Linked DNA regions of Homo sapiens: regions 1, 3 and 4 are each linked to region 2. A link is a contact called in ENCODE Hi-C or POLR2A ChIA-PET data. All regions are on one chromosome and are shown on one strand. The core of a region is the stretch at or near the end of the contact, and the rest is flanking DNA. Distances in the headings are between cores, read along the strand shown.

Region 1 (2,704 bases), core at 97-2,596, 6.4 Mb before region 2:
CAGTTCAAGTACCTAAAAGGCAGAATCTGTCAGTTGCCTTCCAACTTTCCTTTGGCCAAGATTCAGAGAACAGAATAAAACCCTCACAAACGCAGATCTACCAACTGGAATCGTTCCTCACTATCTGACTGGCAAGATATACAGGGGGCACGCAATTTTAATTCCAAGAGCAGAGAACTCAAGCTCAGTAGGATCCTTGTTGAACACCAGCTCCCTCTAGCGTTCTCTTAGGCCTCTCGCCGCGTTCAGGGCCTGGGAGTTTTCTTGCATCACTTTCCTCCTTCCCTCTTGCCGCCTCCCCGCCCCCCAAACCTTCTCCGGATTATAGGCGTTCACCCATTTACCTCTGCGGTGAGGTACTCCAGGATGGCTGCGCTGTACACAGCGGCAGTCGCGCCCACACGTCCATGACTGGTCGTCCTAGATTTTAGGTGTCGATGAATACGGCCCACTGGGAACTTAAATTTTAAGCATACACAAACATAAATGCACAAAAATGAGAACTAGAGATGGGGAAATTATATGCGCGCCAAAGCAAGGGGCACGGGCGCAGCAACGCGTCCCGACATCGAAACACGTGATTCCTCCCCCCCATATTTATCGTATGGGCAGCCCAAGTCGCGACACCGCATCACCCACGCATACACAAAACGCCCATCGAGAGCGATGAATAACAAAAAAGGAAATGCAAAGAAAAACATCATGACTCCCAGACTGCACGAACAACTACTGACCTGCAAGCCGGCTCTCTGCGAGCGGGAAACCGCCTTTGTCTTGGCCTTTCCGGAGTCCTTTCCAGCCTTACCGCCAGCCTGCGGCGCGCACACGCCCGCGAGCGGAGGAGGAACGGAGAATATAGAATTACCAAGGCGGCGCGCCCATCCCCCACCGCGGCGCGTCCCGCCGCGAGCGCGTCCCCGCACCCTGCCGGGGTCTCCGGCCCGCGGCGCGCCGCAGGGGCGACCCCGCCCGTTCGCCCCCCGCCGCGCGCTCGCCACGGCCGCGCGCCTCCGCCCGCCGGCCCCCAGCGGCGCTGCGCGCGCCACCCAACCGTCGCCGCCCGCCGCGAGATCCGAGGCTGCTCCGCTAGCAGCCGACAAAACACCTCCCCCCACTCTTCTAAATCCTGTCTCCGCGCGTTCCCAACCGTCGCCACTTCACCCCCATCCCTCTGTGTAACGGGTTTTTCTCTCGCCGGCAAAAACCCGCGGAGTCATCGAGCGTCTCTGCGAAGTTTACCATTTCGAATTCCGCTGAAGCTCAAGCAAGCAAGGCAGAGAAAAGGCTAATCGGACCCACGGTGAGATCCCACCACCTACTCCTTCGTCGCACCGCGATTCAAACTGCGCTGTCTCCCGCCTTCCCTGCTCCCTTTATACTGCAGAATGTTCCCTCATCCGGGAACTCGGATTGCTCATCCCACCAATGGCTGCCACCCGCCCTCGGGACGCGTCCTTGAGACTTCAGCCAATGAGCAAGCGAAGAAAAGGGTGGAGGGGCGGGCGCTTCTAATCTCAAGCCGCGATTGGGGCGTGGGGGGAGAGGCGGGGGAAGGCGGAGGGATGGGAACGGGGGAGAAGAAGGGCACCGCGGCGGGAGGGAAGAAACAGAGCGAGCTACGCTGCAGGAGCGCAGTTACCAGCCGGCTGCGATCACGTGCCTGGGAGGAGGAGCTGAGACCTCAGGGGAGGGGCGCGCGGTAGCGTCCCGGGTCCCCTAGCAGGGCTCTAGAGACCACGTGAAGTCTCCTCGGTATGTAGCACGCCGCCCCCACCACTCCCAGCCCCATTCCCAGCGCCTCTCGGGCGGAGACCTGCGACCCGCAGCCGCTTTCCGGGGCCCCGGACACCCCTTCCCTACCCTCTCAATCCCTGGCGGCTCCTCCCGTCTGACAGGTGGCGCGAACGCGTCCAGTGAGAGGAGTCTGAGGTTTGCCCTGACGCCTTCCACAGCCTTAGTAGAGATTCCGTGTTTCTTCCGTCTAGGCGAGTCCCCAGCCACCAACAGATCACGACCCGCTGCTCCCACTTTATTTTCAGCCGGGTCTTCCACCTCTCCCTCACTACTTATGAAATCCTCCACGGAATAGTTCTGTGACAGCAAACGGTGAAGCCAAGTCACCTCACTGGTCACGAAACCCTTTTTGTCTATACTTAGGGAGCTTCTGGCGAGGCAGTATTCTTTAATCAAATCATAAACCATATTTTTTGGAGACTACACATCAATGGGTTGTACCTGTAGCCTGGTGTGTAAAGCTCATTTAGTGAAACCTCAGAGCTATTATGTGTCAACTTTTCTACAGTAAGTATTTTGCCACATGACAAATGTTCGGCAAATGTCGATGGAGTAACTCTGACATGATTTTCAGGCAGTTAGAGGGTCCATGCAATGCAATCAGTTGCAAATGATGAGGTTAAAGTAATGGTACTGTACACACAGTACTATCCTTCCAACTAGTAGGTTATTAACACCTATGTACATCTCCAGCTGCTTGGGGACAGTAGTGTCTCAATCTCATTTGCAGTGTTTTAGTGTATTACATTTTTTAACATAATTGAATAGTTTCAATGTGACGAACATTTTGAAACATATACTCTATGCTGGGCATGGTGGCTCACACCTGTAATCCCAGCACTTTGGGAGGCCGAAGCGGGCAGATTACGAGGTCAGGAGTTCAAGACCAGCCTGGCCAACATGGTGACAC
Region 2 (3,023 bases), core at 507-3,006:
TTTGTATTTTTAGTAGAGACGGGGTTTCACCATCCTGGCCAGGCTGGTCTTGAACTCCTGACCTCAGGTGATCCACCCGCCTCGACCTCCCAAAGTGCTAGGACTACAGGCGTGAGCCACCGCGCCCGACCATTTTATTTTCAATCAGATGTCTTTATCATCACATAGCTGAAAATAAAATAACCAAATAAAACACAATGATCGAAAAAGATAAAACACTAATTAGCATAATCAGTGTTCTTTTTCCACTACCTCTTAAATGGTTGTACATAAAAAGGCTCACACACAAAAATACACACACATACATTCACTTACACCTCGTGAGTGGAAGAAAACTACCGGGGGAAAAAAAACGTAGAGATGAGAGATTAGATGAGGGAAACAGCAGTGCAAGCAGTTGGGCTTGAAAATTCATTCATTCAACAAATATTTTGAAGCCCCTATTTTAAGTCAGTTGTTTTTCCAGCTGGTGGGCAAAGGATAATGAACAAGTCAGACTCTGTGCCCTCAAAGAACTTAGAGTTTTAAACGACTCGAATGGGGAAAGAAAGTAAAAAATAGGGCAAAAGACGCCGATTTTATCATGAATAAAATTTCACATTTCTTCAACAGGAAAATGATACTAATTCATTTATTTTATATATACATTCTCTCAAGAGGTTATTTTTGTCTCAAATAGATAGAAACCAGGACAGGGATCCTTGAAAAGCAGCCACTGACAATCCTCAAGTAACTTCCTTCCTCTGCTTCACTTTCTCCTACTGCTCAAGGGGGTGTTACACTTTGACGACTGACTAAACCTCGAGGGCCAGAAACAAACCAAAGCAAAATTCTGCCTCCAAGGTGAGTAATGGAGGGGCGGATTCTAGATTCTCTAACCTCCTTTAGCCTTCCTTTGAGGCAGTGACAGAGCGATTACTAAGCCTACGGTTCCCAAACGACTCAGGTGAACCTGATTTACAGGAAAGGCGGGCTGTAGCTAGGGATGGAGACAGTACCTATCAGCAAGCGGCTCCACAGCTCGGTTCTCTATCTATTCTGAAGACATGCGGGGCCACTCACTGCTCCTGATAGTCCTCTACCTCCCACAGACCCCACCCACTACGACACGGAAAACTGGATTACCCAAATACCTGCCTCTGAGTCTGGGGACGCAGGCAAGCACAAAGACAAGGGGGATGGAGCTTCTACACAGGGCCCCAGCGCTGTCGCTGTGGCTGCTGCTGCCGCTACGGCTTAGTGCACCAGACGCTGCATTTCAGGTGCTCCTACAAAAGAGGCCACTCCTGGAACGCCGGGAGCTCAGACGCTGCCCTTTGCTCGCGAGCCAAGTCAGCCAAGGTTAACCTTCGCGGAACCCGGCGAGGAGCGCAAGCCTGGCCTTCCCCAAACACAGATCCGAGCTTTTCACCCTCTACCCTCCCCTCAGCCTGGCCTTTTCTTCCGCCCTCACAGCCACCGCGACCCAACGCTGAGGAAAGACCCCGACTTGTGGTGTCCTTCCCCTTGCCCAAACTGGCCACGAAAGGACATATAGCGAGAGAGAAAGAGGTGCGGGGGGACGGGGGGGGTCGATTGAAAATACTGGGTGAGGGAATGGAAGACGAGGAGCGTGGTATGGCAGGTTAATGGGACTGAGCACAGGAAGAGGAAGAAAGAATTGAGGGTTGAATCTGTAGAACACTCAGGCTTTCAGCAAGGACACCTCATTGGGTCCTTTCTCACTGCTATAGTACGCGGGTGGCTGGACCTACATGCTTCCTGCTGTGGCTGTCTCGGAACCCGTGGTCCTCCGCTTCATGTGAGTGACGTCGTGGCGGGTCACTCACTCGGGGATCGCCGATTGCGATCGTAGGGGTCTTCCTTCTCTAACTTGCCTCCAGGAGAGAGGACCTGGCCTGCGCTGCTAATGGGTAGTCCGTTCGCAGCAGGACCAGCCCTGGCCTAAGGAAACAGGAAAGAGTTTGAGACTTCCTTCTAAAGGAGCCACGTTTGAGAAATGGGATGCAGGCCTAAGTTAAGAATGCTACAGAAAAATATCGATCCCTAAGCGTATTTACTGTTATGTGAATGTGTGTGTCAAAGGACTTAGGTGCTTTGGGGGAGAGGAGGGTGAAGACAGGAATTTATTCATTGAGCGAATAGTTATTAAGCGCCCACTCTATTCCAGACACCGTTCTAGGCATTAGGTGAACAGCAGTGAACAAAACAGACGGAAATCTGTGTCTACTTGTAGCTCACATTTTAGAGAGGAAGGCACATACTAAGCAAAGTAATTAGAAACATACTGTATTTTAGGTCGTGATAGTCCTGAAGAGAAACGTAAAGCAGGGAAGAAGGGTATAAAGTGACACAGGAAGGTCTTGCTGAAAAGATGACTTTTAAGTAAAGGGCTGACAGAAGTGGGAGATTTAACCACGCGAATATCTTGGGAAAGTGCAGTCAGACAGAGGGACCAGCCATTGCAGAGGTCATGAAGCAGAAACGTGCTAGAATAGCAAGGAGGCCTGTAGGGCAGAGTTGAGTGAAGGGTTTAGTCCTTCACTGGAGATTAAATCAAGGCGAGCAGGTCATGAAGATCTTGAGGACATCTAACTTTTATTCTAAATGAAATAGGACTTTGGAGCGTTTTGAGCAGTAGAGTGATGGGCTCTGACTTCCTTTTAAGAGGGTCACTCTTTAAGGAAAATACACAGAGGAGGACGTGGTAGGAGAAAGGAGACCAATAAGAAGAGTTTTGCAATAATCCAGAGGAAGCATAATGGTGGTTTGACTATGGGTGGTAAGAAATGGCCAGTTATATTCTTGATGCACTTAATTTGGATATGTAAGAGTATTATAGATGACAGGGTTAATTTTATTTAATTAGGCTTTGGAGGACACTTGAAAAATGAATTCCAGTGTGAGTTTCAGAGTGGCAAACACAAGTTAAAATCATGGCTTTGCTATGTGGTACTTGAAGGGATTCAGATAAGTCATGTAATTTTCCTGGATCTGTCTATAAAATGGAAATCACATCTGTC
Region 3 (2,962 bases), core at 443-2,942, 6.8 Mb before region 2:
GCACCAAAAGAAAAAAAAAAGTTTTTTAAAACTGCATTAAGTTATGGATTGGGATAAAATAAATAATCGTCGTTAATTTATGACAGTCTCCTTTTCAGAAAAATCTCAACGAATGTGGGAATAATGCAGATTGGAATTAATGACTTGACAGCGATAGCAAAGGAATGCCTTTTTTTTTTTTTTTTTTTTTTTTTTTTGAGAGGGAGTCTTGCTAGGTCGCCCAGGCTGGAGTGCAGTGGCGCAATCTCGGCTCACTGCAACCTCTGCCTCCCGGGTTCAAGCGATTCTCCTGCCTCAGCCTCCCGAGTAGCTGGGACTACAGGTGCGCGCTACCACGCCCAGCTAATTTTTGTTATTTTTAGTAGAGACGGGGTTTCACCACGTTGGCCTGGATGGTCTCCATCTCTTGACCTCGTGATCCACCCGCCTCGGCTTCCCAAAGTGCTGGGATTACAGGCATGAGCCACTGCGCCCGGCCTTTCTTGTTTGTTTGAGACGGAGTTTCGCTCTTGTTGCCCAGGCTGGAGTGCAATGGCGCAATCTCGGCTGATTGCAACCTCCGCCTTCTGGGTTCAAGTAGTTCTCCTGCCTCAGCCCCCCCAGTAGCTGGGATTACTGGCATGCGCCACCACGCCCGGCTAATTTTGTATTTTCAGTAGAGACGGGGTTTCACCATGTTGGTCAGGCTGGTCCCGAACTCCTGACCTCAGGTGATCCACCCGCCTTGCCCTCCCGAAGTGCGGGGATTACAGACGTGAGTCACCGCGCCCGGCCAGGAATGCCCTTTTAAAAGACATGCGGACTAAACGTGGAGGAGCGAAAAGCCCTTTGTTCACTTCAGTTGTCAAGCCTTTTGGGCAGAGGGTTGGGAATGGAAGGGGCAGATGAAATTCTTTCAGAAAGTGACAAGTAATGTGTTGCCATCCTCTTCATATCTGTAGAAAAATTCCCAAATTTAAAGTATTTCAGTGAAATCAAGTAACACTTCGATCTTTATAAAACTGTCCTCAGCTCACAGCACCTGCAGCAACTTCCCCTCGGGCTCTCTACATTTCAGAGAGTTCAGCGACGTCAGCCCTTTGCAGGAAAAATGAGGTAAGGCAGCTTTAAAGAGGTAAAGCCCACGGTCTCTAGCCACGAAGTGGCAGGGCCATAACACGCTTTCCGGCCCTTTAGAGTACAGATTTCCCACTGATTCTTTGCAAACTCACTTTTCACATACTACGGGCCGATGGCAACCCCAAAACACACGCCGACGGAAAGCGCCCCACCACGGGGCGGAGCCTCGCCCACTATCCCTTCTAGGCTCCCAGCCAGCAAACGCATTTCAGAGACGGGATTAAGCTGTCTCTGGCGAACCAGGGAGCAGCTGGGTAGGCCGCGGGGGGCGCCTGTCATCGACGTCATTTCCTTCAGCAAGAGCGCCGCAGGAAACCACTTCCACACCACTGCTCCCCTCTCCCCCGGAAGCCCTTGTTGCTAGTAGGGGGCTGCATGGCACGCGCCCCTTTGCGTCCAGAGAATACCATAGTGCGGGGGAGCGCCAACCAGTGCCAGGACACTTACCGAGCTGAAGAGTTGACAGGGAAGTGAAATCTCAGAAAGAAAGCCTTTCTGGGTTGGCCTGGTTACGGCTCACGCTTCCTTCCACAGAAACTTCAATTCCCAGAGGCAGGGGCGGTAGTTACGCAGTGGAGGCTACGGCGGTTGCGTCTTACGTCATCGAACTGCGGCCATTTCGAACCCGCAATGGAAGAAAGGGGAGGGGTTTATGCGGGGCGGGGTCTGGAGTTAGTGTTTTGGGAGTGGGAGGTAGTTACAGTGATGTCTGTTTTTTCCCGTTCAAGAATTAAGTGTGTACCTGCAGACGTGTATTCATTCATATATTCTTGTGAGTATTGGATGAAGGAATTAAGATAGTCCCACTGTTAAAAATGCAAAACAACGAAGAAAGGCTCCTAATTTTTCTGTGTTGAAAATGAGAGAAAAACATCTCTTGCCTATATTATTTTTAATTTATACAGAAAATTACCATATCACATGATTTTACATAACTCAAGTGGAAAATTAAATTCAAAAAGTGAGTCAGATTCACAATAAAATGCATTTAAATTTAGAATCTGTAAGGCTTTTTTATGGCTGAAGTAAAACAGCCATAGCTTTACTCTTTATTCATTCCTTGAGCTATTTTTCCTATGCTGTTTTGCAAAACATCAGATGACATTTCATTGTTTATAATACTTGACCTTATATAATCTTTTGCTATATATAGATCATGTCAACTGAGAGAGAAATGAAATACAACCCCGTAGATTGTCATTTTCTATTTAGTTTTTTTCTCCTCTACTTCTAATAGGTGATTATTGCAGAATTTGAAGGTAAGAATGAGGTTTGCATCTTGAATAGAAGACTGGCTTCTCATATAGAAAGAATTTTGAAGTAAATTATCCTTGAAGATATTTGAACATGTTTAAAGGCTTCAGTGAATAGAAAATTAAATCCAGAATTTGAGATTCTCTAAAAGAGCCGAAATTTCTTTGACTTTAGTTACAAAACTAAAGTCACTCTTGCCATAAGCCCTTAAATTTTACTTGAAACACTGTATCAGCTATAACACTGTTGTGAGTCCCTCTTCTGTTTCTTCCTCATCTCAAACCTAAAAGATCTTTGTTAACTGAGCACTGGCAAAAAAGTCTGGATCCACTTCTGATCTGTTAGTAGGGCATCTTTTTTCAGCTGCCTCCATATGAGGGCAAAGAGTAGCTGAGGGAGGATTAGTAATTGGATATGTAGCCCTTCACATGTAGGTCATTAAATTCAGGCTGGCAAAGTGATGTGCCAAATCTTTCCACAGCTGTTCAGTTGCTCCTATGGGATCTGTTTTATAAATAATTATACAGTTTTTTCAGAGTTAATACCTGGCCTCCTTAGATATTTTAAACAAAGTTTTAAAGCAAAAAAA
Region 4 (2,828 bases), core at 190-2,689, 7.4 Mb before region 2:
AAAGTCAAAGCAAACTGGTAAACCATTAGCAAAACCACAAGCTACCATGAAAAGATACACAAAAGTATCTGGCAACCAAGGTCTAGAGCTGGTTCCAGAGTGTGAAAGGTTTTCTGATTGCTAATAAACCCCATTATGCACACAAGATATCTTCACTTAGCTGTGTCGTTTCTAAAAAGGCAACAGGGCCCAGAAGTTTCAGTGAGCCAGTCCTGGCAAACCCAAATTATGAAAAATATACCCTCTGCTTAAAGATTAACTACAAACCTACCCTGGGACCAGCTTGCTTCAGTTAAGTTTAAAATGGTGCCTAAATTGAAATGAAAGTCTGTAGCATAGATAAAGAGAAAAAAAAAGTCAAATGGAAAAGTAAATTTAAAAGTTTCTATTTCCAATAAACTGCGTCTCAGAAATCTTCCAGGAGATAAAGACTCGGAAGAACAGAGGGATTGAGACCCATTCGCATTCTCTGAGGCGTGCGCACTACGCGGAAAGGATGAATGAATGGAAGACGGGCGCGTGTGAAATGCAGCAGGTCCGGCCGGCAAGCCGACCGGCTACAGCGATCTGTAGGCCTCGCTCCTCCCCCTTCCCTCCTCCATGACAGCCCAGTCCCAAGCATGGAGGGGCGAGGACAATGTGATACCCCTTCTCACCACCACCATCCCTCATTCTACTTGGAGAGCTTCACCGTGACACACGAGTGTTCCTTCCCACCCCAGACCTTTCTCGCTTCCCCTGGCGCAAACACCGGCAACTCTCCGGCGCGCTGGATTAACAGACGCTCGCCCCTCTCAACTCCCCTAAGCGAGGTCGAAGCTCCTCCGCGCGTGCCGCGGCACCACTCCCGCCTAACCCACCCTCCGGCAACACTCGCCCACCAGCTCCCCAGTCCACCGGTCTAAGGAAGACGTGCGCGCGCCCCGCACCCGAGCCCCGGAGCTGGGGTTCTGCAGGGAGGGAAAGGCTGCTCCAGGGCTCCCTCCTCCATCTCACTCCAGGCCGGCTCGCCGCCCACCCTGCCTGCGGATCCCAGTACTCGCTGGGAGCCGGCCCTGCGCCTTCCTATCATGAAGACACCATCCTCGCATACCCAGCCCAGAACCCCAGCTACCCTCCACCCTGTAGACACCTCGCGGTTCCGCAGGAGGCGCCACGCCGCCCCTCCCCCACACCGCTCCCCCAGTTCTCGGGCCCCCACCAGAAAGTGTGCGCTACACGCCGCCTCGGCCATCCTCCGGGACGTCCCCACTTGTCCGCGGGAGGTCAGGTCCAACATGAAGGGGAAGGGGCGGCAAGGGGTACAGTGCGCGCCGGGAACGCCGTCCCGCGGAGTCCCCCAGTCAGAAGGAAGACGGAGCGCGGGGACCCGTGGGGGTGGGGGCCAAAGGCAATACTCACCGGTTCGACAGTCGCCATCTTAGATCGATCTGATCGCACAACCGCTCCAGAAGGGGGGGTAAGAGGAAAAAAATGAGATTCAAACCGGATTGGCCAGCTTCTGGCCACGTGACGGATATGTCCGTTTGGCCCTGGCGGCACCTGCGCAAGACTGCGGCTGCGTGAGTAACGAGAGGCTTCTGGGAAGTGGAGTCTCTCCCCCACCTTTTTTTTTTTTTTTTTTTTAAGGTAAAGAAATTTTTTTTAAAAAGGACTGGTCACGTGGCCGATGGGTAGGGTGCGCGGTTCTCAACGCGGCGGACACTCGCTTGCTGGAGGGTGGTTTCAGTCCTCTGCTCTTCCGCCTGGATAGCTGCGGTCACACTTACTGCCAGGCAAGCCTACTGTGCCCTTTGTCGCCCTGTCCTCCCATCTTCCCCGGAAGGTTGGGAACTGCAGGCTCAGCACACACAATAAGGCTTCATTTGCTTAGTTGAGGTCCCAGGACAAGTTGCCTGTGTGTTTATTTAGTTTTCTTTTGATCTCCCACCATTTTCTCTTAGTTTCAAAAAGAGGCGGCGATGCAGAGTCGTTTAGGCAATCAACCCTCCCACGTCCCCTGGCTCAGCTAATGCTGGTGGTCATTCGTTGCCATTTCTGCGAAAGGGGACGGACGGAACCGCCCGCAGTACCCGCTTGCCACCGGCTGGACGAGGGGGAGGGACGACAGCTTTTACTGTCCCAAATCCTGAGATTAAGACCTCAGGGCTAAATCTTGCGTGGCGGTAAAAATTATTTGGAAGTTCTGTGCAACCGTTCCAATATTCCGCTTTTACGTGCACGGAAATAGCCTAAGTCCAGATGCCAGCCAGGGAAGCCACTCCGGGCCCCGCTGACTAAGCCCTGGACTGATGGTCTGGAGTCTTTAGGCCGGGTCAACTATGACTCTTGACGTTGACTCATTCTCCTTAGGCGAGTGACTTAATCGCTCGGCGTCTCAGCTTTTTTATTTATGAACCAAAGGTGATGATACACTTACCTCACAAGGGTGTGCTTCGTAATGACTGTAACCGGCTTTGAAAATGCATCGGACTCTAGAAATGATTCATAATAAGCAACTGCGTGCCTTCCTAAAGATCAAGTGCTTCTGCTTTTTTTTTTTAGCAAAGTTTAAATTTTTTTCTGTTTACTTTGTTTGATTATGATGTACACCAGTGTAGTTTTAAATGTTCAGGACCATTTTTTTTCCTTTACAACTGCAGCTGCCCTCAATAGAGGCTTTAATGTTCATGAAATTATTGTTATGCTCACAACAATCACTGGCAATCAGAAATTTGTCCCCACACTGGCATCCTACATTTCCTTTCCCTCTAAGATACTGTGCTGTCATTTCTCAAGACCGTGTTTTTTGCACAGTTTGGCTACTAATAACAACAAATAGAGATGAA

The links. Hi-C counts contacts between places; a loop is a spot of excess contacts on that map. ChIA-PET counts read pairs that join two places held with the same protein, here RNA polymerase II (POLR2A). Pooled maps may share reads with other maps.
Region 1: a loop to region 2 is called in a map of B cell, with 22 times the contacts of the local background. The contact joins the promoter of H2AZ1 here to the promoter of AIMP1 in region 2. A Hi-C loop is called at or near these places in 2 of 168 maps with a recorded cell type or tissue (B cell and naive thymus-derived CD4-positive, alpha-beta T cell), 4 of 37 single-sample maps with no recorded cell type and 12 of 50 pooled maps.
Region 3: a loop to region 2 is called in a map of CD8-positive, alpha-beta T cell, with 21 times the contacts of the local background. The contact joins the promoter of TRMT10A here to the promoter of AIMP1 in region 2. A Hi-C loop is called at or near these places in 3 of 168 maps with a recorded cell type or tissue (CD8-positive, alpha-beta T cell and naive thymus-derived CD4-positive, alpha-beta T cell), 1 of 37 single-sample maps with no recorded cell type and 10 of 50 pooled maps.
Region 4: a pooled map shows a loop between it and region 2 (15-fold over the local background). The contact joins the promoter of EIF4E here to the promoter of AIMP1 in region 2. A Hi-C loop is called at or near these places in 1 of 37 single-sample maps with no recorded cell type and 6 of 50 pooled maps. POLR2A ChIA-PET finds 5 or more read pairs at or near these places in 1 of 52 experiments (A549).

The regions. Positions count from the first base shown.
Region 1 is chr4:99,948,929-99,951,632 of GRCh38, forward strand. H2AZ1 (H2A.Z variant histone 1) reads right to left here and starts at 1,347. Exons shown (of 5, transcript NM_002106.4): 1 at 1,240-1,347; 2 at 735-812; 3 at 345-458; 4 at 1-12. The coding sequence starts at 1,242. H2AZ1-DT (H2AZ1 divergent transcript) reads left to right here and starts at 1,566. Exons shown (of 4, transcript NR_125923.1): 1 at 1,566-1,752. RefSeq lists enhancers at 1-606, 88-137, 1,178-1,267, 1,212-1,816 and silencers at 758-847, 928-977, 1,638-1,687, 1,728-1,937.
Region 2 is chr4:106,314,794-106,317,816 of GRCh38, forward strand. It overlaps AIMP1 (aminoacyl tRNA synthetase complex interacting multifunctional protein 1), which reads left to right and starts at 1,757. Exons shown (of 7, transcript NM_001142416.2): 1 at 1,757-1,801. It overlaps TBCK (TBC1 domain containing kinase), which reads right to left and starts at 1,416. Exons shown (of 26, transcript NM_001163435.3): 1 at 1,138-1,416. RefSeq lists enhancers at 996-1,085, 1,166-1,225, 1,716-1,965.
Region 3 is chr4:99,562,347-99,565,308 of GRCh38, forward strand. It overlaps TRMT10A (tRNA methyltransferase 10A), which reads right to left and starts at 1,693. Exons shown (of 8, transcript NM_001134665.3): 1 at 1,567-1,693. It also overlaps a transcript of MTTP not described here. RefSeq lists enhancers at 797-1,996, 1,232-1,361, 1,712-1,771.
Region 4 is chr4:98,927,694-98,930,521 of GRCh38, forward strand. EIF4E (eukaryotic translation initiation factor 4E) reads right to left here and starts at 1,440. Exons shown (of 7, transcript NM_001968.5): 1 at 1,402-1,440. The coding sequence starts at 1,419. RefSeq lists an enhancer at 1,834-2,828.